2 separate regions of the Homo sapiens genome follow, and region 2 is linked to region 1. A link is an interaction called in ENCODE POLR2A ChIA-PET data of the cell type or tissue named here. Cell type or tissue: K562. All regions are shown on one strand. Links, peaks and the distances in the headings refer to the core of each region. The heading gives the core; the rest is flanking DNA. Region 1 has its middle 11 kb from the start of DIPK1B. Region 2 holds the start of PPP1R26 (protein phosphatase 1 regulatory subunit 26).

Region 1 (4,320 bases), core at 279-4,278:
TGACGTCTATCAGGAGGCGGGCGCTCACCAGACACGGAATCTGCCTGCACCTCGATATTGGACTTTCTGGCCTCCATCACTGTGAGAAATGCATTTCCATTGTTTGTAAGCCACCTGGCTTGTGGTGTTTTGTCAAAGCTGACTAGGACAGTCACTTTCCCTTCACCAGGACTGCAAACCCCGTGTCTCAACTGTGGCTTCCTGTGAGTTTGTCTGTCAGCAAAACCTCCTGAAATGGGCCAGAGCCCCCCTTAGAGCAGCAGGACATGCCACAGACTTCAGAGACCTTTCACTGTGCCCCCAGGACAGATCTAGAGTTGGCTGGAAAGGTGCAGGAGCAGCTGGGCCATGCCTCCTTAATAACACTGGGGGCTCCACCCCCATCTGTCAAGGGAACCAAAGCTCCAAGGACTTCCTAGTTTCTGCCCTCGGTGGGAGTGCAGCTGCGGTCAGGAGACCTACACATCTGTGACTGTCAGAGCGGCAAGACCTTCTGCTCGCAGAGACACATCTTTTCTTTCTCTCTTTCTTTCTTTTGAGACAGAGTCTCGCTCTTGTCGCCCAGATTGGAGTGCTGTGGTGTGATCTCGGCTCACCGCAACCTCCGCCTCCCTGGTTCAAGCAATTCTCCTGCCTCAGCCTCCCGAGTAGCTGGGATTACAGGCATCTGCCACCAGGCCCAGCTAATTTTTTGTAGTTTTAGTAGAGATGGGATTTCACCTTGTTGGCCAGGCTGGTCTCGAACTCCTGACCTCAGGTGATCCACCCGCCTTGGCCTCCCAGAGTGCTGGGGTTACAGGCGTGAGCCACCGCGCCCGGCCCTCTAAATCATTTTTAAGCACACAGTCAGTGACATTAGGTATGTTCACATTGTTGTACAGCCCTCACTGCCATCTGGCTCCAGAACTTTTCCATCTTGTAAAACTATCTTGAACTATACAGGTGCAGTGGCTCACACCTGTAATCCCAGCACTTTGGGAGGCCGAGGCGGGCAGATCACCTGAGGTCAAGAGTTTGAGACCAGCCTGGCCAACATGGTGAAAACCCATCTCTACTAAAAATACAAATATTAGCTGGGTGTGGTGGTGGGCGCCTATAATCCCAGCTACTCGGGAGGCCGAGGCAGGAGAATCGCGGGAACCGGGGAGACGGAGGTTGCAGAGAGCCGAGATCGCGCCATTTTACTCCAGCCTGGGTGACAGAGTGAGACTCCATCTCAAAAAAAAAAAAAAAAAAAAAAAGGCAAAATTGATCTCACTCGAGGTCTTTAACCTAATTACAGCTGTAAAGACCCCATTTCCACAGAAAGTTACATTTACACATTCCAGGGGGACTTATCTTTTGGGGGGCACCATTTAACCCACTGCAGTATCAAAATCAAGGTGCAGGGCAGCACGTGCAGTGTGGTACCATTTTCATTTTTGTCATTTAGCTCTGTGTGTGTGTGTGCACATGGGTGTGTGCCCGCGTGCGTGTGTGTGTGTGTGTGTCAATCTCCCTGTGTTCCTTCCATGTATAGGTGATTGAACCTCTCTTGCTATTTTTTTTTTTTTTATCCGAGACAGAGTTTCACTTTTGTCACCCAGGCTGGAGTGCAGTGGCACGATCTCGGCTCACTGCAACCTCCACCTCCCAGGTTCAAGCAATTCTCCTGCCTCAGCCTCCTGAGTAGCTGGGACTACAGGCGCGCACCACCATGCCCGGCTAATTTTTTGTATTTTTAGTAGAGATGGAGTTTCACCATGTTGGCCAGGCTGGTCTCGAACCCCTGACCTCAGGTGGTCCACCCGCCTTGGCCTCCGAAAGTGCTGGGATTACAGACGTGAGCCACCATATCCAGCCCTCTCTTGCTATTTGCAAAGGTGTAAGTGGGGGGACTGAATCGTGTCCCCACTAAATTCCTTCCTGGAAGCCCTAACCTGCAAGGAGAGGGTATTGACGATGTAGCCTATGGGAGGTGCCTGGGGGTGGATGAGGTCATGAGGGTGGGCCTTAGTAGAAAGGGCACAGGTGCCCTCCCCTTATTCCTTATCCCACCCTCGCGTCAGGACGCAGCAAGAAGGCACTAGAGAAGGGAGGCAGGGCTGAGAACGGGGAAAAGGGCTGGATCCTTAGAGAGGCCAGGGCTGGGAACCTCAGGCGGGTTCCCAGGATCTGCCAGGAAGAGGACCCTCACCAGAGCCGGACCACGGGGCGCCCCCACCCCCAGCCTCCAGACCCGTGGGGAGGAAACGTCTGCTTTGTGAGGATGTCCTGGCCGGCGGAGACAAACCTGAATCCTGCGGGCGCTGGGGCCCCCGGATCCTCCACAGCTGCTCAAAATGAGGGTGACGCAGAGAGACACCACAATAAACTCGAAAGTAGCAGACGGTGAAACCGTCTCCATGCTGTCAACGTGTGAGCAACGTTCAGCGTCCGAGTCACAGGGAACACAGGAGGCCATCCCACCGAGCGGGGCTGTGACTCGTGTTCATAACTGTCATCACCCTAGTACCTGCCGCTCCTCCTGGAGAAAATTCGGATGTCCCAGGTGGGCTGAAGCACACAGGAAGGTGGGGGTGGAGAGACAAGGGAGGCAGGGCTGAGCACAGAGCTGCGTCCTTCGAGAGGCTGGGGCCGGGAACCTCAGGCGGGTTCCTCTAAAACAGCCCTTGTCGCTGTTGTTCATGTCCTTATCACCGACGTCTTGAACGTTCATTGTAAAATATGCAGGTTCATCTGAGGCAGGACAGGCGGTCGAGGAAGTGACCGTGTCCTCGGAACGTGGCAACCGCGGTGACCCCACAGTCAACACAATAAGCCCTAGCGTTGGCACTGTAGTCCCACTCACTCAAGCGCAGCTGTCTCCAGTAGGGGCTTTCCCTGTAGACAGCATGAGCTTTTTTTTTTTTTTTTTGAGGTGGAGTCTCGCTCTGTCTCCCAGGATGGAGTGCAGTGGGGCAACCTTGGCCCAGTGCAACCTCCACCTCCCAGGTTCAAGCGATTCTCGTGCCTCAGCCTCCCGAGTAGCTGGGATTACAGGCACCTGCCAGCACACCTGGCTGATTTTTTTTTTTTTTTTGGAGACACAGTCTTGCTGTATCCTCCAGGCTGCAGTGCAGTGGTGCGATCTCGGCTCACTGCAACCTCCATCTCCCGGGTTCAAGCAATTCTCGTGCCACAGCCTCCCGAGTAGCTGGGATTACAGGCATGTACCACCACGCCCAGCTAACGTTTTATTTTTAGTAGAGATGGGATCTCACTATGCTGTCCAGGCTGGTCTCAAACTCCTGGCCTCAAGTGATCCTCCCCCATCTCGCCTCCCAAAGTGCCGGGATTCCAGGCGTGAGGCCCTGTGCCCGGCCAGAGGAATGAAGTTCTGGCCCAGGCTATGTGGGTGAGTCGTGAAGCTGTCATGCTGAGTGAAAGAATCCAGGCACAAAGGTCCACATGGTCCTGATTCCGCTTCTATGAAATTTCCAGAACGGGCAAATCCACAGACACACGAAGATGAGTGGTTGCCATGGGCTGGGGGAGGGAGCAGTGGGGAGCGAGTGCCTATGGGGAAGGCGTTTCCCTTTGGGGGGATGAAAATGTTCTGGAGGTGATGGTTGCAAAACATTGGAGGCGTTGCAAAAAACTGAAAGTGCTAAATTATACACTTTTTTTTTTTTTTGAGATGGAGTCTCACTCTGTTGCCCAGGCTGGAGTGCAATGGTACCATCTTGGCTCACTGCAACTTCCGCCTCCTGGGTTCACGTGATTCTCCCGCCTCGGCCTCCCAGGTAGCTGGGATTACAGGCATGCGCCACCACACCCAGCTAATTTTTGTATTTTTAGTAGAGACAGTGTTTTACCATGTTGGCCAGGCTGGTCTCGAACTCCTGATCTCAGGTGATCTGCCCACCTCAGCCTCTCAAGGTGTCAGGATTACAGGCATGAGCCACTGTGCCCGGCCAAATTGTACACTTTAGAATAATTTTATGTTACATGAATTTCACTTCAATAAAAAAATATAGGTAAGGGCTGGGTGCGGTGGCTCACGCCTGTAATCACAGCACTTTGGGAGGCTGAAGCGGGCGGATCACTTGAGGTCAGGAGTTCGCGAATAGCCTGGCAAACATGGTGAAACCCCGTCTCTACTAAAAATACAAAAATTAGCTGGGCATGGTGATGGGCATCTGTAATTCCAGCTACTCGGGAAGCTGAGGCAGGAGAATCGCTTGAACCCAGAGGCGGAGGCTGCAGTGAGCCGAGATCACACCATTGCACTCCAGCCTGGGCAACACAGGGAGACTCCATCTCAAAAAAAAAAATACAGGTAAGCAAAAATAAGTAAAG
Region 2 (4,437 bases), core at 291-4,290, 1.2 Mb after region 1:
TTGCTCGAACCCAGGAGGTAGAGTTTGCAGTGAGCTGAGATCATGCCACTGCACTCCAGTCTGGGCGACAGAATGAGACTCCATCTCAAAAAAAAAAAAAAAAAAAAGAAAGAAAGAAAAAGAAACAAAAGGTGAGCCTGGCCACCTACACACAGGTGAGCCCAAAAGGGGTAACCAGCAATTAACCAGGGGGTGAGACAGATTCAGAAGTAAGTCATTTGCTAGCACCAATTTGTGCCCTACAAGGGAAACTAAAATACAAGAATTACTTGAAATTACTTGAAATTCTGTGAGTCCAGGTTGACTGTGATGAAATGGCAGCCAGTGTTCCCACACGGCCCAGAGATCAGGTCCTCATCACTCCACTTACACACCGAGGCATTCTCTCTCTGCTTTTTCAATAGACTTTTGACTACCAGAATCAAAGAGAATCAGAGGCATCTAATTACAGGCTGAAGCTACAGTTGATAAATTTTTTTTTTTTGGAAAGAAATATCATTAACTTAAGGGCTCAAAATTAACTTTTGAAGGAACTTACTCTAAGACATTTAACCACAAGTACAAATATATTTAACTTAATGTATTAAGACAAATACATTTAACCACAAGTAATGTATAGCTATCCTGGACAGCAGATCTGATGCTGGCTGAAGTGATGGGGATGGGGCACGTATGTGACGTTATCTGCTAGTTCTCAAATTCTGGCCACCCACTGCAGCCCATGACATCCCCCATAAAGTCACCTTCTGGAGAGATTCCCCACTGACACAGAGCACTGGGGGACCAACAATGCGAGAGGAGCTCTTTCACTGGCTAGCAAACCCACGCCTGCCTTACTGTAGGTGTTATTCAAATTGCCTCTGCAAAATGACATAAATGACAAAACATTTGCATTAGCCTTGGGCTGAGGAGCGTCTAAATTAAGACTATTGACTCCTTAAACAGCAATACTACCTTAAGAATACTACCTTAAATACTACCTTAAGAAAACCGGCCCAAGTCAGTGTCTTTACACTAGATGACAAGGTCGGGGAGGGGAGTTTTCCTGGGGAAATAGTCTGTTCTCCACTAGCCACATTTACAGCTTCTGACTGGTTGCAGAGAAGGCCTGGACACCCAGTGAACAGTTTTCTAAGTTGTCAAATCACCTAGTTCAAGAATGGTATTAAAAAATCTGGCCAGGTGCAGTGGCTGACGCCTGTAATCCCAGCACTTTGGGAGGCTGAGGCAGGTGGATCACCTGAGGTCAGGAGTTTGAGACCAGCCTGGCCAATATGGTGAAACCCCTCCTCTGCTAAAAATACAAAAATTAGCTGGGCGTGGTGGCGTGTGCCCGTAATCCCAGCTACTGGGGAGGCTGAGACAGGAGAATTGCTTGAACCCAGGAGGCAGAGGTTGCAGTGAGCCGAGATCGCGCCACTGCACTCCAGCCTAGGAGACAGAACGAGACTCCATCTCAGAAAGAAAAAAAAAAATCGAGGGGGGTCGTCTCCCCAGGACAGCTTGTGGCTTTAAAACATTATGCGAGATGAATCATTCTTGAAAAGCCCCCTGGGTCGGGGATAGTGGCTCACACCTGTAATCCCAGCACTCTGGGAGGTGGAGGCAGGTGGATCACTTGAGGCCAGGAGTTCGAGACCAGCCTGGCCAACATGGCGAAACCCCATCTCTACTAAAAACACATAAATTAGCTGGGCGTGGGAGCCCACGTCTGTAGTTCCAGCTACTCCAGGGGCTGAGGCACGAGAATCGCTTGAACCAGGGAGGCGGAGATTACAGTGAGCCGAGATCAGCCATTGCACTCCAGCCTGGGCGACAAAGCGAGACTCTGGCTCTAAAAAAAAAAAAAAAAAAAAAACAAGAAAAGCCCCCTAATCAGTCCTTAGAGATAGGTGTGGGCCCAAGCCAGAGGTGCAGGCTTTGTCAAATTGCTGCCTCAGGATACGGTCTTGAGGGTGGCTGTGGGGACACCCAGCACCTGCACCCCAAGGCCACACGGTGTCAGATTTTAGGAAGCGGTGGAGAACACTCGGGTACCTTCTCGGTCCAGACATCAACCTTCTGGAGAGAACCAAAGCACCCACACTGGGCCCTCGCCATCCTAACAGTCTGCCCACCTGTGAGAAACGCCCCCAAATACTCTACATTTCTCGGTTGGCCGAAAAGCAGCTCAGCCAGCGGTCTTACCTCCCAGGTGGGGTTTCCCCCCAGGGTAGGGAGGCCAGGGTCTGCAGGCCAGGGAGAGGAGCCCCGGTGCAGGAGCGGGCGGGGCAGCAGGAGGACCCGCTCCAGCCACCCAGAAGTGGGCGTGGGCTAGAATTCAGCTCCCAGCCTTCCAGAAGCTGCAATTTTACAACCTCACTACAAGCGTCCCCCAGCAAAGCTGCACCGCCATTTCCTGTGCTTGGGAACTGAAGGCAAGGTGAGCCCCTCCCGGCTGCCCCGGCCCGACCTCCCCTGACTCCCAAGCTTGGGCTACTCACGGCCTGCGGGCTGGGCAGGGTCCCCCAAGGGAGCTCCCCTCCCCGAGGGCGCGCTCACCCTAGCCGCTGGGATCGGCGACCTGGTCCTCGGCCCGGCGGGAGTGAACGCCTCCCAGGGAAGAGGCCGGGCCTCCAAGCAGGTCTGCACCCCCGGAGTTATGTTTCTGGGATCCGAGGACTAGCGAGCTTGGGGCCCGGGAGAGCGGCCACCCTCCCGGAAGCTCCGCCTGGCGCAGGGCGTGAACCGCAGTCTCCAGGCCGGCCGGGCCGCGGCCATTCTCGGAGGGCAGCGGCCGCCCCGGGCCGGGCCAAAGCTCCCCACCGCGGGCCCTCACCTGCGCCTCACCTGGGGCTCCAGGAGCGCGGGGCGCGCGGGCCGAGAGTCGCACGGAGGCCAGAGACAGGATCCCCGCCCGGGGAACGGAGCAGCCCCGGCGCCGATCCCCGTCCGCCTGCCTCGGGGAGCCCCCGCCGCCCGCCCGCCGCGGCCTGCACGGCGCGCCGGCCCCGGCCTGGCTGGCCCTCCTGTCCCCGACCCCCCAGCTTCCCAGCCCCCGAGCCCCCCGGCCCCGGCCCTGCACCCGCTCACCTCCGCCCGTCCCCCGCCGCCCGCCGCGCGGACCCCGCCTGCGCCCGCGTCCCACGTCCCGGGGGAGGCGGCGGGCCGGGGGCGGGCCGGAGGCTGCAGGGCCAGCGCGCTCCGCCCTCGGCCGGGGCGCGGGGAGGGGGCGCAGGGGCGTCCGGCCGGGCCCCCCGCCTCCCCGCCTCCCCGCGCGCCGCCGCTGCCGCCGCCCCGCGCCCGGGCCGCGCCGTGGGAAGCGCGGGAGGGGAGGGGCGGGGCGGGGGGCGGGGCGACCCCCCCAAGCCGCCCCCTCCCCGCGACCTACCGGACGGTGGCGGCGGCGGCCGCACTCCGGAAGCCGTGCCCGTGGCTGGGCATCATGGGAATGGCACGGCCGAGTTCCGGGGGAGGCGCGCGGCCCGGCCGGACCCCCGCCCGCGAGAGCGCGCCCACCTGCCGCCGCGCCCGCGCCCCGGGGACGCCCCCGCCCCGCCCCGCCCGGTTCGGACGCGGCCCCCTCCGCGGGGTGCGGGGCGAAGGCGCTTGGGCCGGGCCGAGCCCCGTGCTGCCCGCCTCCCGTACCGCGGCCACCTCCGGGGGGCGCGCAGGGGGCGCGGGGTCGCCGGGAAGTTCTGGGCGCGGGGGGCGTGGCCGTGGGAAAGCGCTCGGAGCCGCGGGAAGGGAGCGTGCGGGGCCCCGGCGCCAACCGAGTTCCTCCCCGAAGTTCACGCGGGGCTCCGGGCTGAGACCGGCCCGCCCGCCCCTCCAGCCCCACAGCCTTGGGCCGGGGTCGGGGGCGGCCCCCGCGTGTCCCCGCGGCTGCCCCACCCGAGCTTGCGGCGGGGAGTGGACGCACGACCTGCCCGGGGCGGCGGCTCCTCGAGCACACCTGCCGCCAGGTTCGGGGGAGGGAACAGTTTCTAGGAACTGCCCCGGACCTTGAGGCCGCTGCTGTTTCTGCTTCTGCTGTGCACTGACCATGTGACCTTGAAAGTCTTCCCAGTTTTGTTTTATAAAAGGTCCAGGGTGTGTGCCCGAGGCTGGCGGTGGCCCGGGTGTGCTCAGCATCCCCGGGCGGCGGGGAACGGGCAGACCCGACTGGATCCTCCCTCAGCGCCCACTCGTGGAAGGGGCAGATGGTGCGCAGGGGCACCGCGCTGCTTCTGTAAGCCCCCTGGGCCCTGATCCACACGTGTCTGGGAGATGAATTTGTGGGTTCGGTTCCTGTCTAGAAAGTGTCAGAGATTTGATAGGATCAAAATCAGAGACTTGCCTTGGAGGGGTGCTTCTAGTCATGCCAGCCTGGGAAGCTGGAGGGCCAGTTTTGGGTCAGGAAACCCATTAAAGAATTGTTTTAATGCCTTCGTGAATTTTTTCAAAAAGCAATTTTTT

What was found. ChIA-PET counts read pairs that join two places held together with the same protein. Peaks named below come from ENCODE experiments on the same cell type or tissue, not always from the same donor. Only the 100,000 strongest peaks of a DNase experiment are listed, where the experiment ranks them.
Region 2: POLR2A ChIA-PET joins it to region 1 with 7 read pairs; 1 of 35 experiments calls an interaction of 5 or more read pairs at or near these places.

The regions. Positions count from the first base shown.
Region 1 is chr9:136,699,541-136,703,860 of GRCh38, reverse strand. No RefSeq gene overlaps it. Among named protein-coding and RNA genes, the nearest start is that of DIPK1B, 11 kb to the left of the region's middle. RefSeq lists enhancers at 2,442-2,491, 2,532-2,691. In K562, for the core only: no CTCF peak of the experiment used is centred there; a DNase peak (open chromatin) is centred at 2,636.
Region 2 is chr9:135,478,658-135,483,094 of GRCh38, reverse strand. PPP1R26 (protein phosphatase 1 regulatory subunit 26) reads right to left here and starts at 3,313. Exons shown (of 4, transcript NM_014811.5): 1 at 3,073-3,313; 2 at 280-412. RefSeq lists silencers at 2,672-2,721, 2,732-2,791. In K562, for the core only: a CTCF peak has its summit at 4,172; DNase peaks (open chromatin) are centred at 2,354, 2,684, 3,244 and 3,954; H3K4me3 peaks cover 2,393 bases.